Linked DNA regions of Homo sapiens: region 1 is linked to region 2. A link is a contact called in ENCODE Hi-C or POLR2A ChIA-PET data. All regions are on one chromosome and are shown on one strand. Each heading gives the region's core, a stretch centred on a gene start or an enhancer-like site at or near the end of the contact. The rest is flanking DNA. Distances are from core to core; before and after follow the strand shown. Region 1 holds the start of TCTN2 (tectonic family member 2). Region 2 holds the start of SNRNP35 (small nuclear ribonucleoprotein U11/U12 subunit 35).

Region 1 (5,589 bases), core at 561-3,060, 210 kb before region 2:
ACCCGCCATCACGCCCAGCTAATTTTTGTATTTTTAGTAGAGATGGGTTTCACCATGTTGGCCAGACTGGTCTTGAACTCCTGACCTCAGATGATCCGCCCTCCTCGGCCTCCCAAAGTGCTAGGATTACAGGCGTGAGCCACCGCGCCTGACCAGCTTTTTCTTTTTTTTTAAGAGACAGGGTCTTGCTCTGTTGCCCAGGCTGGATGAAGTGCAGTGGTGCGATCATAGCTCTCTGCAGCCCTGAACTCCTGGGCTCAAATAATCCTCTTGCCTCAGCTACCCCACCCCCCTCCAAGTATCTGGGACTGTAGGTGTACGCCACCCACCTAATTTTTTTTTTAATTGTTTTGTAGAGACGAGGTCTCGCTATGTTACAGGCTGGTCTGGAACTCCTGGGCTCAAGCAATCCTCCCGCCTCAATCTCCCAAAGCGCTATGAGTACAGGCGTGAGCCACGATGCCTGGCATAAAGCTTTTTTGAATCACTGACCCATTTGATGATCTAAAGGAAACTGGTGACCCTCTCATCAGAAAAATGCACATACACACAGAACTTTACATACAATTTCATAGAGTTCACAGACCCACTGAAATACATCCAAGGACTCCTAACCCCAGGGTAAGGAACCCGTGGGCTGGATAAGTGTCTACCAGATCCAACAGCCCACAATTTCATGATTGTTGAGAGCATGGAGAAAGCCATGCCTTGTTAAATAAAGAGAGCACTGCAGAAACCCTAGCTGGGGGCCTCTTCACAGGCTACAGAGAAGGTTTACTTCTGGCCTTACCGCACCGGGGATCACAGTCACGCTCCAGTCTTCCGTCTCATTGTTCAGCACTCCACACGTCGGAATTGGCAATATTCCTAAAGAAAGAAGACCAGCATGCAAAGGCAGCAAGGTCCAGCAGCTCAGGGGGTGCATTGAGTCAGACTGCCTAGGATGGACTCACATTACAGCCTAAGATTGGGCCCTTTACAAGCTGCTTGACACTGGGACAGTGACAACCTCTCTGAACTTGTTTCTTCCTTGGTCAAAGGGGATGAAAAGATATTACTGTTCTTACTAGGAAAATGGGATGATGCACGATGTTAGCTCAATGAATGCTAACCATTATTATTTCAGGCTTTCTTCGAACCTGTCCGTCTGTCCTCTTTGGCCTACAGCAGCCGCCCGATCCTTTTCTCCCCATGCGACTTTGCAGAGAACAGAGGCAGGGGGCCCCAAGGATGCCACCTCTCCAGGCTCCTTGGGAGGTCTGGATCCAGTCCAACCCCCACCCTCCCCAAAAGAGGGCCGGACTTTACCCGCCTCGTCCTGCAGCACTGCCAGGGACACGGTCACACCCTCGGTGTCTCCGACCAGGGACGCGCTGACCGCAGGGCCGGACATTCGGATAAAAGGAGGGATGAAAGCTAGGCGGGAAGGAAAGGGGACAAGGAGGGGTTAGCAGTGGAAGAATCACCGCCTAAGGTGTGTGTGGCGGCTTGCTTTGGCGTTGTCGACTCCCGAAGCTCCCGGGGGAGTCCAAGTCTGGCCCTTTTAACGCCCAGTCCCCTCAGCCCCGGCCCACCGAGGTCACTGCCGCGCCGTACACACCCAGGTCCCCCCACAGAAGCCTCAGGATGCCCTGCAGAAGGAAAAGCCTCAAAAGAAGAGCGGCCGGAGGCTGGAAGCCCATGCCTTAGACCTCGCGGGCCGGGCACAGCAGAACCGCGCCCTCATTAGAACCCAGGAAGGACTCAGACACGAAAACGCAGCAGCCACTGCCCCGCCGCCGCCATCTTGCAAGCGAACGCCCGGAGCTATGGCAACCACCAATCGGCGGCCGGCCAGGAGGAACGCCGCGCTGTGATTGGACCAGTGGCAAGAGCGGGCACCCCGGCCCCGCCCACAAGGCCTAGCATTTTTGCTGCTTGACTCTGGTGGGGAGAGTGAGGGCTGAAAAACTACCTATCCGGTGCTCCACTTAGTACCTGGGTGACGAAACAATCTGTGCACCCAACCCCCGTGACACGCAATTTACCTATATAGCAACCTGTACATGGACCCCTGGGCCTAAAAGTTGAAAACATCAAAATTAAAAAGGTCCTGAAAAGCAGGAGTGCGTGTCCGGCTCAAAAACTGGAGTTTTCCCCTACCCTGGAATTAATCCAACAATAGCCAAGAGCGATCCTATAGACACTGGCTTCTAAATAAAAAGGGTGGGACTTGCTCCTTAATAAACTTGATTTTTATACGGATTTGTTTTAGGGGTGAGTAGAAAAAGGGGATGGGGCTGCCGCGCTGTGTTTATTATCTTTACTATCGTTTATGATGTATTATTTATATTTTATATTTTTATAAAATAAATATATATTTACAAAATAGATATACTTTGTTTTATATATATATATCAGATATACATACTTGATATATATAAAATACATATAGGCCGGGTCTGGCGGCTCATGCCTGTAATCCCAGCAATTTGGGAGGCCGAGGCGGGCGGATCACAATGTCAGGAGTCTGAGACCAGCCTGATCAACATGGTGAAACCCCGTCTCTACTAAAAATACAAAAAATTAGCCAGGCGTGGTGGCAGGCGCCTATTATCCCAGCTACTCAGGAGGCTGAGGCAGGAGAATTGTATGAATCTGGGAGGCGGAGGTTGCAGTGAGCCGCGATTGCACCACTGCACTCAAACCTGGGCGACAGAGCCAGACTCCGTCTCAAAAATATATTTATTTATTTATTTATCTTATAAAATATATATGTATTTATATTTTATCTTATATATATTTATCTTTTATATAAGTATATATTTTGTAAATTTTATACTTATATGTTATAATTTTATAAAATTTATATTTTTATAATTCTTATCATTATCATTTATTATCACTATTGCTTTTATTATCATTCTCCTAGGTTTTTGAAGGATTTTCTCCCCTGCACAGAGCTCTCAGCACTCTGAAAGCAGATCCAATCACAGAACACACAAGAGGTTTTGCCCAGCAATAGGACAGATGTGAAAGAATCAAAATTCTGTCTGGAAAAAAATTGTTTTTTCTTATATCAGTAGCCTCAGAACATTTCAAATATTGTCACGGCTTGGGGACTGAGAGTGCAGGGTCTGAGGTCAGGCTGCCTGGCATGGGATTTCGCCTTCCCTCCACAGATATTCTCAGCTGTTAAGTGACTTTGGGCAAGTCAACCTCTCTAAGTTTCAGCTTCCTCATCTATAAAAAAGGGATGATAATAATCCTTCCTTGGGGATTGTGTGAGGATGAAATGAGGTAACATATCTAATGAGGTTAAACCAATGGCTGGCATACAGTAAGCACTCAGTTAATGATCAGTTACTTGTTAACTATCAGAGAGGTGGTGTATCCTTTAGCTGAGACAATCATGGTGTTCAGCATTGTGGCTGACTGACGGTAAATGCCAAGTAAATGTTTGCCATTATTAGTCTTTTTTTTTTTTCTTTTTGAGACAGGGTCTCACTCTGTCACCCAGGCTGGAATGGTGCAGTGGCACAATCATAGCTCACTGCATCCTCAAACTTCTGGGCTCAGCTGATCCTCCCACCTCAGCCTCCCAAGTAACTGGCAATACACCACCACACCCGGCTAATTTTTGTATTTTTTATAGAGACGGGGTTTCACCATGTGGCCCAGGCTGGTCTCAAACTCCTGGGCTCAAGTGATCCTCCTGCCTTGGCCTCTAAAAGTGCTGGGATTACAGGTATGGGCCACCGTACCCAGCCCCATTATTACTCTTAATGTTCAGTTATATATTCATTGATCAGCAAATCTAACATTGTGAAAGGATTCTGAAAGTTGAGGCTTTATAAGGGCCTGACACTGGGTGTTATCTTTTTCTTATACTCCCTGAAAAACTGTGGGTCACTACAGTTGTAACATGAGCATGAAACTTTTCCCGTGTACCTCAGCTCCTCTCTGGAAGACTGCAAAATGTTTACCTCTCTTGATATCTTGGAATGAAGCCTAGGAGAACGTTACTAAGAGGAAGCTGTCAAACACTTAAATATTTCTGTTATTCCCCATCTGTCTTTGGGGGGAATTAATCTGCAAATTAAGTTGGCAAGGCCAAGCGGTAAAGATTAAGAGATAAATCCTCCCAAAAGAAAACATTTCTGGGCCGGGCTTGGTGGCTTATGCCTGTAATCCCTGCACTTTGGGTGGCAAAGGCACATGGATCACTTGAGGCCAGGAGTTCAAGACCAACCTGGGCAACACAGAGAAACCCATCTCTACCCAAAAATACAAAAATTATCTGGGCGTGGTGGCGCATGCCCGTACTCCCAGCTACTCGGGAGGCTGAGGCAGGAGAATCGCTTGAACCCAGGGGTCGGATGTTGCAGTGAGCCGAGATCGCGCTACTGCACTCCAGCCTGGGCAACAGAGTGAGACTTCATCTCAAAAAAAAAGATAGAAAACACTTGAAGCTGGTGATCAGCAGCTTCCCGATAAGATCTCAGGAGTTGGGCAAGCAGGCTCATGCATACATAGTAAGAGGCAAGATGGCAGATTTTAACTGGTATATAACCTTCCTCTGGGAAGGCTCGACTGGTAAAGGAAAATGCCTCAAATGAGCATGCGCACAACTTCAGTAAACACACTGCACATGCGGCCCCTCCCAAGTGCTGGCAGGCCACTGACATGCAGACAGCCCACCCCAAGGAAAAATCAAGGGAGGGCACAAACCTCAGAACCATGCTAATGTATAGAAACCCCCAGTGAAGGGTCGGACGGGGCACTTGAATCTCTCAAGTCGCCCGCTTGGCCCTCTTCCAAGTGTACTTTACTTCCTTTCATTCCTGCTCTAAAACTTTTTAATAAACGTTTACCCCTGCTTTAAACTTTGCCTTGGTCTCTCACTCTGCCTTATGCTGCTTGGCCAAATTCTTTCCTCTGAGGAGGCAAGAATCGAGTTGCTGCAGACCTGTACAGACTCGTCACTGCTAACGGTGATCCAGGGAATTCTCCAAGATCGTACCCAAGATCACCAAGGTGGCACCTCTACAAATATGTAAACTATTCATATCTTGAGTAGTAGACTAAAAGGCAAACCTATCAAAAATAATAACTACAGCTTTTTAAGACATAGTATAATAAGATATAAATATTGTAGAAACAAAAAGTTAAAAATCAGAGGGATGAAGTTAGAGTATTAGTTTTCTCTGCTTGTTTTTGCAATCAGAGTTGTCATCAGTTTAAAATAATGGGTTATAAGATGGTATTTGCAAGCCTCATGCTAAACTCATATCAAAAAGCCTACAACAGATACACAAAAATATAAAGCAAGAAATTAAAACATACCACCAGAGAAAATCACTTTCATAAAAAGGAAGATGGAAGGAAGGGAGGAAGGGAAGATCAGAAAACAAATTTAAAAATGGCAGTAGTAAGTCCTTACTTATAAATAATAACATTGAATGTAAATGGACTAAACTCTCCAATCAAAAGACATAGAGTGGCTGAATAGATTTAAAAAAAAAAGACCTAATGATTAGCTGCCTATAAAAACTCTTCACCTATAAAGACACACATAGACTAAAAATAAAGGGATGGAAAAAGATATTC
Region 2 (5,730 bases), core at 3,020-5,519:
GTAAACTACCCAGGCTTGCTCCTCCTTCCTTGAATATGCCCTAATTCTCCAGCCCCATGTCTTTCCTAGTACAATTTTTCTTTCTTTTTGGCCTAAACCATTTGTGCAAACATCTCAGGATGATTTCTTCTCTTGGGAATATGCTCTCCCTGTCTATCTCCCTCATATCCACTTGCGGAAATTCTACTGGGCCTGTCAAGTCCAGATTTAGCTCCCTCCACCATGAAGCAACTGTGTCTTTCTCACAGCTCATTGAAACTTCTAAAGTCCTGATCATGTTTTGCCCAACACACAGTAAACACTCTTCAGTCTGGTGGCTCCAGATCCTAGGATGCTTTCTGATAAATACTGAGGAACTGAACCAACTCTGATCAAAAATCACAGAACTGGCCCGGCGCAGTGGCTCACGCCAGTAATCCCAGCATCTTGGGAGGCCGAGGCAGGCGGATCACGAGGTCAGCAGCTCAAGACCAGCCTCAGCAACATAGCGAAACCCCATCTCTACTAAACATACAAAAATTAGCTGGGTGTGGTGGCGGGCGCCTGCAGTCCCAGCTACTTGGGAGGCTGCAGCAGGAGAATCGCTTGAAACCAGGAGTCGGAGGTTGCAGTGAGCTGAAATTGCGCCACTGCACTCCAGCCTCATCAACACAGCAATACTCTGTCTCAAAAAAAAAAAAAAAAATCATAGAACTTTTTTTAGTCCAAATCAGGCAAACCTGATCATTGAGAAACAAGAACAGGACATGACACTGTTTACCACCACATGGTAAAAGGAGGGCAATATGTCTGTCATCATCAACAAGCAACTTTGCAGAGGCTGCCTCTCTGCTGTCAGTAAAAGAATGAAAAACAGATGGAGTGACAGAAGGAGCACAGGATGAGAGGGAGACAATTTCAGTCCTGGTCTGGGCTCTGGCTCTAACTCAATTTGTGTCTTCTCTCGTGGCTGGAATTTCTCCACGTGAAAAAAAGAAGAGGCAGCCGGGCGCGGTGGCTCATGCCTGTAATCCCAGCACTTTGGGAGGCCGAGGCGGGCAGATCACGAGGTCAGGAGATTGAGACCATCCTGGCTAACACAGTGAAACCCCGTCTCTACTAAAAATACAAAAAAAAAAAAAAAAATTAGCCAGGCGTAGTGGTGGGCGCCTGTAGTCCCAGCTACTCGGGAGGCTGAGGCAGGAGAATGGCGTGAACCCGGGAGGCAGAGCTTGCAGTGAGCTGAGATCCCGCCATTGCACTCCAGCCTGGGCGACAGAGCGAGACTCCGTCTCAAAAAAAAAAGAAAGAAGAGGCTGGGCGTGGTGGCTCACGCCTGTAATCCCAGCACTTTGAGAGGCCAAAATGGGAGGATCCCTTGAGCCCAGGAGTTCGAGACTAGCCTGGGCAACATGGGAAACATGGTGAGACCCTGTCTCTGTTTTTAAAAAAAAAAAAAAAAAAAAAAAAAAGGCCAGGCGCAGTAGCTCACGCCTGAATCCCAGCACTTTGGGAGGCAAAAGTGGGCAGATTGCCTGAAGTCGGGAGTTCGAGACTAGCCTGACCAACATGGAGTAACCCCGTCTCTATTGAAAATACAAAATTACCCAGGCATGGTGGTGCATGCCTGTAATCCCAGCTACAGAAGGCTGAGGCAGGAGAATCGCTTGAATTTTTTTTGAGACAGGGTCTTGCTCTGTTGCCCAGACTGGAGTACAGTGGCACAGTCATGGCTCACTGCAGCCTCTCCCACCCTAGCCTCCTGAGTACCTGGAATTACTCACTATGCGCCACCATACCCAGCTTTTTTTTTTTTTTTTTTTTTTGTAGAGATGGGGTCTCACTATATTGCATAGGCTGATCTTGAACTCCTGGGCATGAGCTATCCTTCTGCCTCAGCCTCCCAAAGTGCTGGGATTACACATGTGAGCCAGCGAACCCAGCCTGTACTAACCTCTTAACTCCTCTCACTTCTCAACAATACCAGGACTTAGGTACTATATTATTATTGCCTTTTCAGATGAAAAAGGTCAGACACAAAAAGGCAGCCTGTGCCCCAAATCCTAAAGCTAAGAAGTAGCCCAGTGGAGGAGTTAGAACCAGGGGCAGTGTGGACTCCAGAGCTAAAGCTCTTAATCGTTTCCTCTGATGCTTTTCATAAAATATAAGGTTTTGGAGATAAAGATAGGAAAAAGAAAACACACAAACCAGTATTCTGGGTGTCTGAGGCTGAGACCCACCCCTCCTCTCCTGAAGGAAAAGAACCCCTCCCCATTCAACGTTAAAAAGTCACAAGGGGCCCGGTGCAGTGGCTCACGCCAGCAATCCTAGCACTTGAGGAGGCCAAGATGAGCGGATCATTTGAAGTCAGGAGTCACAAGGATCTACCAAATAAAACTGATATTATTGTACACAGAGCTCCTGTTCAAAACTTTAAGACTTCTTCAAATTAAAATGGAGGAGAATTACAAACGGATAAGCATGGATTTTGTTCTCTCTCTCATCTGCATGCTTCTATAGATACTAACAGCTGGTTTCATTGTTTCTCATTAATCTTTCTAGGTGCACTTCCTCCCCGGCAGCATTAGGTTGAGATTTCCTACAACAATCTCTTTCGATTTTTACATTCTCTTTTTTTACTCGAGACAAAGTCTCACTCTGTCACCCAGGCTGGAGTGCAATGGCCAATCTCGGCTCACTGCAACCTCTGCCTCCCAGGTTCAAGTGATTCTCCTGCCTCAGCCTCCCGAGTAGCTGGGATTACAGACACACACCACCACGCCCAGCTAATTTTTGCATTTTTAGTACAGACAGGATTTCACCATGTTGGCCAAGCTGGTCTCAAACTCCTGATGTCAGATGACCCGCCTGCCTCAGCCTCCCAAAGTGCTGGGATTACAGGCGTGAACCACCGCGCCTGGGCCTCATTCTCATTTTACTCATCAACAGGGGATGAGAGCCGAAATGAATGGTGGGGGCCAGGGCGCGGTGGCTCATGCCTGTAATCCCAGCACTTTGGGAGGCCAAGGCGGGTGGATTATTTGAGGTCAGTAAATTTTGAGCTTCAGGATTCTTATTGTGAAATGTAGCTAAATGTCACTTCACTAGGTTTTTGTGAAGATTAGATCATATGGTGTCTATAAAAATGCATTACAATTATAAATTATTATACAAATTTAGAAAATTTTTGGCCAGGCACGCGCTGGCTCACGCCTGTAATACCAGCACTTTGAGAGGCCGAGGCTGGAGGATCGCTTGAGCCCAGAAATTCGAGACCAGCCTGGGCAACAAAGTGAGACCCCGTTTCAATCAATCAATCAATAATCAATTCTCCGGGCGTGGGGTCGCGCCTGTGGTCCCAGATACTTGAGAGGCTGAGGCGGGAGGACTGCTTGACCCGAAATGTCGACGCTGCAGTGAGCCGAGATCGCGCCACCGCTCTCCAGCCTGGGCGACTCCCTGTCTCTGGGGAAAAACAAAAAAATAAATGAAGCCTCTCCTTCCTGGGTCTTCGGGGTAAGACTCTGCCCCTCCTGGCCGGGCACGGTGGCTGACGGCTGTAATCCCAGCACTTTGGGAGGCCGAGGCGGGTGGATCACGAGGACAGGAGATCGAGACCATCCTGGCTAACATGGTGAAACCCCGTCTCCAGTAAAATACAAAAAATTAGCAGGGCGTGGTGGCGGGCGCCTGTAGTCTCAGCTACTCGGGAAGCTGAGGCAGTGGAATCGCTTGAACCCAGGAGGCGGAGGTTGCAGTGAACCGAGATCGCACCACTGCACTCCAGCCCGGGCGACAGAGCAAGACTGTCTCAAAAAGGAAAAAAAAAAAAAAAAGACTTTGCCCCTCCTGTGAAAAGCAAAACTGAAGGCGGAACCCACAGAGCCCTCCAGGGCATGCGCAGTGGGCCTCGGAGGCAAACACCTAAGTTTCTGTGGAAAAGCCTATCCTTCCCATCCAGCCTGCAGCCTGGCCGCCAACCCTCGAGGCCGCTCCCCCGCCCCTCTCCTTCTCTGGGGGCCGCAGGGAGTAAGGCGCCATCCTTCCAATCCAGCTCTCGTCCCCACTCCCCGCAACGCAACCCAGAATGTCGTCCCCTTTGCCAGGTTTCAACATGGCGCCCCACACAAGCGCGGGCACAGCGTCTGGGCCGCACTCCCTCTTCCTTCTCTCCGGCGTGGGGCCCGCTCCTTCCAAGCCGCTTCCACTCACCTCTGCAAAGCTTGGGCTCCCTTCCGACGGAGACAGGCGAGCAGCTGCAGGCGACAGCAGATTCTCCGCGCCGGCCTCGGCCTGACCTTTACATTGGTAGCAGCAGATTCGCCGCCGACGCTCGTTTCCTGTTTGTTTTACCTTTAAAATTTTACTCCCACGCAACGAGGGTGTTATCATCTCCGAAGACAATAAGCTAAAAAAAAATTTTTTTAAGAGAAAAATTGCTAATTCAACAACTAAGTTGAAAGAAAGACTATCGAATATGCAGTTACCTGGGACATTTTACTTTATTATTTATTTATTCTTATTTATTATTTTTTCTTGAGACGGAGACTCCCTCTGTCGCCCAGGCTGGAGTGCAGTGGTGCGAACTCGGCTCACTGCAACCTCCGCCTCCCGGGTTCAAGTGATTTTCCTGCCTCAGCCTCCCGCGTAGCTGGGATTACTGGCGCCCGCCACCACGCCCGGCTATTTTTTGTATTTTTAGTAGAGACAGGGTTTTGCCATGTTGGCCAGGCTGGTCTCGAACTTCTGACCTCAAGTGATCCGCCCGCCTCGGCCTCCCAAAGTGCTGGGATTACAGGCGTGAGCCATCGCGCCCGGCCCCAATTTCTTTATAAAAAAAAAAAAAAAAAAAAAGGCCAGGTGGCATGCCTCACGCCTGTAATCCCAGCACTTCGGGAGGCCGAGGCGGGCGGATCACCTGAGGTTCGGAGTTCGAGACCAGCCTGAGCAACATGGAGAAACCCCTTCTCTACTAAAAATACAAAATTAGCTGGACATGGTGTCATGTGCCTGTAATCCCAGCCACTCAGGAGGCTGAGGCAGGAGAATCACTTGAACCCGGGAGGCAGAGGTTTCGATGAACTGAGATGGTGCCATTGCACTCCAGCCTGAACAACAAGAGTGAAAGTCCGTCTCAAAAAAAAGAAAAATCTATAGCTTAAAATTTTATGTTTGAAAATATATGGTAGCCACTGTCAGTGGAGGCCATCTGCAGTTTCAGCTACTAGGGAGGCTGAGTCGTGAGGCTTGAGGCCAGGAGTTCAAGTTCAGCCTGTCAGCCTGGGCAACAGAGCAAGACCCCTATGTTGTTGTTTGTTTGTTTGTTTTTGTTTTGTTTTGTTTGAGACAGAGTTTCACTCTTGTTGCCCATATTGGAGTGCAATGGCACGATCTCGGCTGACCGCAACCTCCGCCTCCCAGGTTCAAGCAATTCTCCTGACAGCCTTCCGAGTAGCTGGGATTACAGGCATGTGCCACCATGCCCGGCTAATTTTGTATTTTTAGTAGAGATGGGGTTTCTCCATGTTGGTCAGGCTGGTCTTGAACTCCCGATCTCAAGTGATCTGCCTGCCTTGGCCTCCCAAAGTGCTGGGATTACAGGCGTGAGCCACCACACCTGGCTGACCCCTATGCTTTTAAACACACACACACACACACACACACACACACACACACACACACACACACACACGTGGTATGTACAGTACATGCAATGGAATACTATTTCTCCTTAAAAAGAAATGAAATTCT

Evidence for each region. A loop is a pair of places that touch in the nucleus more often than their neighbours do. ChIA-PET counts read pairs that join two places held with the same protein, here RNA polymerase II (POLR2A). Pooled maps may share reads with other maps.
Region 1: a loop to region 2 is called in a pooled map, with 4 times the contacts of the local background. The contact joins the promoter of TCTN2 here to the promoter of SNRNP35 in region 2. A Hi-C loop is called at or near these places in 3 of 50 pooled maps. POLR2A ChIA-PET finds 5 or more read pairs at or near these places in 4 of 52 experiments (CD4-positive, alpha-beta T cell, Caco-2, GM12878 and 1 more).

The regions. Positions count from the first base shown.
Region 1 is chr12:123,667,334-123,672,922 of GRCh38, reverse strand. TCTN2 (tectonic family member 2) reads right to left here and starts at 1,810. Exons shown (of 18, transcript NM_024809.5): 1 at 1,601-1,810; 2 at 1,309-1,416; 3 at 791-867. The coding sequence starts at 1,682.
Region 2 is chr12:123,456,678-123,462,407 of GRCh38, reverse strand. It overlaps SNRNP35 (small nuclear ribonucleoprotein U11/U12 subunit 35), which reads right to left and starts at 4,269. Exons shown (of 2, transcript NM_022717.4): 1 at 4,192-4,269. RefSeq lists enhancers at 2,850-3,715, 3,962-4,041, 3,716-4,582.